Linked DNA regions of Homo sapiens: region 1 is linked to region 2. Evidence: chromatin contacts called from ENCODE Hi-C data. All regions are on one chromosome and are shown on one strand. Each heading gives the region's core, a stretch centred on a gene start or an enhancer-like site at or near the end of the contact. The rest is flanking DNA. Distances are from core to core; before and after follow the strand shown.

Region 1 (2,700 bases), core at 4-2,503, 850 kb after region 2:
AACAACACGACCGCCCCAGCAGGCAGACTCCTCCGATGCAAAAGCTTAGGTGACAGGCTGTCTTTCTTTTGTCCAGTCCTGAGCCAGATGTGGGTTCTGGGCCAAGGAGGTGAAGCACGAGGCTCCCTCTGCTGCCTCCAGAGCTGTCCAGGGTTCCCCTCTGCGCCCCCAAAAGCGCAGGGTCACACCAGTCGGGGAGGAAGGACCAGAGCGACTCTGCGCCCTCACCCCACCGCCTCCTTCTCTGTTTGCTCTCTGACCGGTGCCGTTTCATTGTTCCCTTCCTGGACGCCATCCCCTCGTCCAGACAATTCCCTGCACCAGCTGCCAAGCAGCTGCCTGGCTATTTATAGCCTCTGTCATCAGCCCCTTCCTCCCGCCCTTGGCCCTACTCCTGGGACCACTCTCCCTACCCCCACCCACTTTCCAAGGGTCCGGCTGTGTCCAGCCAACCAGGAGAAGAGTGGGGACAGTAGAGGCTGAGTTCGTTGACAAATATCATACAACACAATTTTTAAAATGTTTCTGGAACATTCCAGGACCCGTTGTTGTGGGGAGGGGCCTGCCCTTGCTGAGCTGGTCCCTTGGTCTCCTGAGGTGATCTCAACTGTGTCCATGGCTTTTGGACAAGGTGAGACGAACTTAATTCTTTTTTTTTTTTTTTTTTTTTTTGAGACAGAGTCTCGCTCTGTCGCCCAGGCTGGAGTACAGTGGCGTGATCTCAGCTCACTGCAACCTCTGCCTCCTGGGTTCAAGCGATTCCTGTGCCTCAGCCTCCTGACTAGCTGGGATTACAGGTGTGTGCCACCACACCCTGCCTGTTTTTGTATTTTTCAGTAGAGGCAGGATTTCACCATGTTGGCCAGGCTGGTCTTGAACTCCTGACCTCAAGTCCACGCCCCTTGGCCTCCCAAAGTGCTGGGATTACAGATGTGTGCCACCGCGCCCGGCCTGTAATCCTACTGGCCGTCAAATCCACTTTAAAAGCAGTAAAGGCATTTGACTCCTTCCTGTTTCTCGTTCCTTCTCACCCCCACTCAGGCCATCTCCCCTCGCCCCACCACTTCCTCCCTGCACCTACCTTTCTTCCTTCCTTTCTCGGTGAAGTGAAGGGTCACCTCTCATTGTGGAAGAAGGACTAGTAAAGCCAGCTTTAAATGAACATTACTGGGTTGGCCTATGCCAGGCAGGCGCGAGGTCTCTATTCCCCATGTGACAATCAAGCTGGGTGCGTTCACGCCCAGGATGCTGGGGTTGTCCCACCTCTAGGTTTGGAGTGGGACGACGAGGAGAAGCAATTTGTTCAGGAGCAGAGAAAGTTCGCTTGGCTGTGACTCATCGCCTCTCCATTGAGAGTCTCCGGCGGGTCCGTGATCATCGGACACGATCATGATCCGTCCTCAGGCCCCGCCTGTGCAGAGTGCGCGGAGGCCAAGGAGTTATTGGCAGAAAAGCAAGAGCGGAATGAGCTTGCGTACTTGAAGTCTGTGGCCGTCTGCCAACATCTCCTTCAAATATGAACATTCTTATTTTCGCTCTGGAAGTTTTTGTCAGGTTTATTGCAAATGCAAGGGTGGTGAGCAGACAGAAAGAAAATGGTATTTACTGAGCTGGAAGGACTGTTTTCTCAACCGTTTCTCAAGAGCACGCAAGGAGACGTGCACTTTCCTGGGTGACATCAGGTTCTCCGTGGGGATTTTAATCCAAATCAGATATGGCCTTGTTTTACGAGGGATCCTCTTGGGTCTCAGGGTGTGAGGATTCATAATAAGTACACGTCCATCCAGTACATGGCGAAGACCATTGTAAGCCACCCCTGGAAACACATACAAGACAGATGGGCACGCAGTTCACAGGATAGCGCAGAATTCTAATGAATTTCATTGGCATCAAATGTTATGTTCCTGTAAACTGAGAGCCATGAAATTAGAATGAGTGCCTCACAATAGTTCAAAAGTGACTCACTTCATTGAAAAAACGTCTCGGAAACATAAATTGGTAAATCAAAACTAAAACTAGTACCCTTTAAAAAAAACTGAGAATGATGTCCCTAAGTTTTTTTTTTTTTTTTTTTGAGACGGAGTTGCGCTCTTGTTGCCCAGGCTGGAGTGCAATGGCGTGATCTCGGCTCACTGCAACCTCCGCCTCTTGGGTTCAAGTGATTGTCCTGCCTCAGCCTCCCGAGTCACTGGGATTACAGGCACCCACCACCACTCCCAGCTAATTTTTGTTATTTTTAGTAAAGAGGGGGTTTCACCATGTTGGCCAGGCTGGTCTCAAACTCCTGGCCTCAAGCAGTCCTCCTGCCTTGGCTTCCCAAAGTGCTGGGATTACAGGCATGAGCCACCGTGCCCGGCTGGGATGACTATTTTAATCTCAAGAGAGCCATCTGGGTTCCTTCCAGGGCACAATTCTATTTAAGGATATACTTTCTTATTTTTACACAAGTTTGATAACTGGATAAAAAAAAGACGAACTTTTTTTTTTTTTTTTTTGCATGGACCAAAAAATGTAGCCATAAGAGCATTTGTTAATACGCACGTCTAACATCCTCCTTCCCACCTCCCTGTGCAGCACAAAGTGGTAAAGACAGCAAGAATTTTCTTTCTAAACAGTTGGGCTGAAATTAAACAACAACAACAACAAAAACCCAAATGCCCATTCTCCTCCCAGCGGAAGTACAACCTCTCTTTGTATCAT
Region 2 (2,700 bases), core at 67-2,566:
AGCTGCAGTGAGCCATGTTCGCGCCACTGCACACCAGCCTGGATAAAAGGCGAAGACCCTGTCTCAAAAAAAAAAAAAAAAAAAAGAAAGAAAGAAAGAAAAGAAAAGAAAAGAAAAAAAAAGAGTGGGGGAGGGGGAAGAAAATGGGATTACGTTTCACTGGTTTTTAGTAGCATGCACAAAATAACAAGAAAACTAATCACTGCTCATCCATTGCCGTGCAGGAGCAGCGGGCAGGTACTGAGTGTCTGGCGATTAAGCTCATTTCATCCCAGTCCAGCCCACGCACGAAACAATCACTTCTCCCTTTGCCAAGTGCAAAGACCAAGCTTTGCACTTGGTGACATGCTCAGGGTCACACCAGGTGGAGCCAAGGTTTGCTTTAGGCTGAGAGTGTAGGTCTAGAACACAGTGCCAAAGCTCTGAAACAGAAAAGGAACTGATCTCCATCCTGCTCTGTGCCATTTTCCTAGCCTTAGCCGAAATATCACAGCATGAAACAGAAAAAAAATGAAGATTCCAAATTTCAGCTCTCAGGGCAAGCCACACAGGGAGGCCGGAATCTCCAGGTGAGATCTCTCCAAAAGGTTTCAAAGAGGTGGAATTCGAGACAAGTTGGCTTCAGAGAATCTCTCCCTCCCCCCAGATCTCCAGGACAAAAGCTCTGTTAATATGCACCTCTGTTGGGGGTGGGCTGGGTAGGGAGGCAGGCAGAGGCTCTACAGCCACCATCCAACATTTGAGCAGCTTAATTTGGAGCCCGGGGTGGAGGTGCTGCCACGAGACCCACCCAGGTCACCTGAGAGCCCAGAGTTGGGGAAGGCGGCAAAGGTGGGGTCCTCAGCCGGGAACACTCCCTTTCTCCCTGGACACAGTTGGCAGCTGCCTGATTTGTTGTTTGTTGGAGGGGCCTCCCTCCGCGTGCTGGGCTGAGTGGACAAGGCCCATCAGTCCACCTGGGAGCACGTGAAGCCAGCCTTCTTCAATGTCACAGGAAGTTCTGCGATCTCCCTCGTCCCCAACGCCCCCATCGCGACAGGTCCACCAAGCTGGCTGGCACGAGGCTCCCCAGCAGACCCTCTACATCCTCCCAAGACTCTTCCAGCCCCCACCCCAGCACCAAGGCCTGGAGCCTCCCCTGCTCTCTCCAAGCTGCTGCGAGCTCCTAGCACCCGTCCTGGCAGCCTGCACCCCGACCTCCCTCCAACTCACCACTCGGAGTCCCCACTACACAGGCAGAGATGCTGGGGGGTTTTCTGAGGACTCCAGGGCCAAAGCCAGCCTCCGCCAGCCTGGGGAAGGGCTCTGGGAAAATGGAACAGGAAGTTCCTTGCCCCAGTCCCATCCCATCCAGGTGATGAGGGGCTTCCTAGAGTTAACCCTTAAGCTCCCAGTTTGGGAGCGGGATGGGAAGAGGGCGGGGCCAGTGACATGAAGACAAAGTGAGAAATCCAGATTTCAATCCCAGCCTGTGTGAGAGTGTAACCACCTCCCAAATCAAGACTGGCCTGGTGCCCCTTGCAGGTCTGCCCGTCTTTCCTTTGGGCTAAGAGCTGCCATTTTTAAATGCCCACAGTGTGCTGGCTTCTTTGCTAGGCTTTTCATTCACGTGACTACTCTTTGCAATGGCCTCCTGTGTGCCAGGCACTGTTACAAAGCAGGGGCTAAGGACACAGAGAGAAACTGAAGGAATGAGGCCCTGCTCTCAGGGGCTTACATTCTAGGGCAAAGGAGCAGCGACGGTGCTAGGAAAAAATGGAAGAGGAGGATGTGATGGGGCAGAGTTTGCTCCATCTACACGGTCACCTAAAGTCCTCCCAAGTCCTGCCAGGTGGCTTTTGTCCCAACTTTACCGATGACGAAGCAAGGGCTCCCCGGGAGGGAAGTGACCTAACCAACAGCGTTTGGCCCCAAACTAATTCCATCCCTGTGCTTAAGGTGCCTTCTTGGGTTGTGCCCTTGGCTGCAGCTGGTGCCTTCCTGAGCGTTCTGAGCCCCCGGGGAGCCAGGACCACCTCTCAGGTGTTGGCCGTTCCCCCGGCCTAGACCCCTCGGTCCGTTGGGGCCAGGACCCTCCTGACTGGCTCATCTGACGGGTCTTTGTTTTCCTGCACTTAACACCTGAGCTCATCCTGTTCCTACTTCAGTTGTCTAGTGCTCCCTTCGTACGACGGTCTTTCTCCTTGGTCTGCTCTGCATTCCCCGCGTCCCGCGCCTCGCTCTCCCAGTCGCGGGCTCCTCCCACTCCATAGTTTGTTCAGGGGCGGGGCCAGAAAACCCCGCCCCCAGGGAAGTGGGCCTGAAGGCCAAGGGGCGGGGCGGGGTTCTGTAGGGACGGAGGGGGCGTGTCCGGGGCGGGGCGGGGTGCTGTAGCGCCGGAGCGGGTGTGGCCTTGGCGGGACCAGGCAGCCATTACAGTCTCGGAAGCGAGAGGCGTGGGGCCTGTCTCATCATGCCCGGTTCATTTTTTTTTTTTTTTTTTTTTTTGTAGAGATGGGGTTTCATCATTTTGGCCAGGCTAGTCTTGAACTCCTGAACTCAGGTGATCCACCTGCCTTGGCCTCCCAAAGTGCTGGGATTACAGGCATGAGCCACCGCACTCAGCCTCTTTAATCACCTGAGGTCAGGAGTTCAAGACTAGCCTGGACAACATGGTGAAACCCCATCTCTACTAAAAATTTTTGTTTCTTTTAAAATTGT

What was found. A loop is a pair of places that touch in the nucleus more often than their neighbours do. Pooled maps may share reads with other maps.
Region 1: a pooled map of heart left ventricle shows a loop between it and region 2 (3-fold over the local background). The contact joins the promoter of TRIDDENT here to the promoter of ZSCAN10 in region 2. A Hi-C loop is called at or near these places in 2 of 50 pooled maps.

What each region holds. Positions count from the first base shown.
Region 1 is chr16:3,949,191-3,951,890 of GRCh38, forward strand. It overlaps TRIDDENT (TRIM28 interacting DNA damage repair enhancing non-coding transcript), which reads right to left and starts at 1,254. Exons shown (of 2, transcript NR_120311.1): 1 at 1,082-1,254.
Region 2 is chr16:3,097,978-3,100,677 of GRCh38, forward strand. ZSCAN10 (zinc finger and SCAN domain containing 10) reads right to left here and starts at 1,317. Exons shown (of 6, transcript NM_032805.3): 1 at 1,213-1,317. RefSeq lists an enhancer at 2,070-2,119 and a silencer at 2,280-2,339.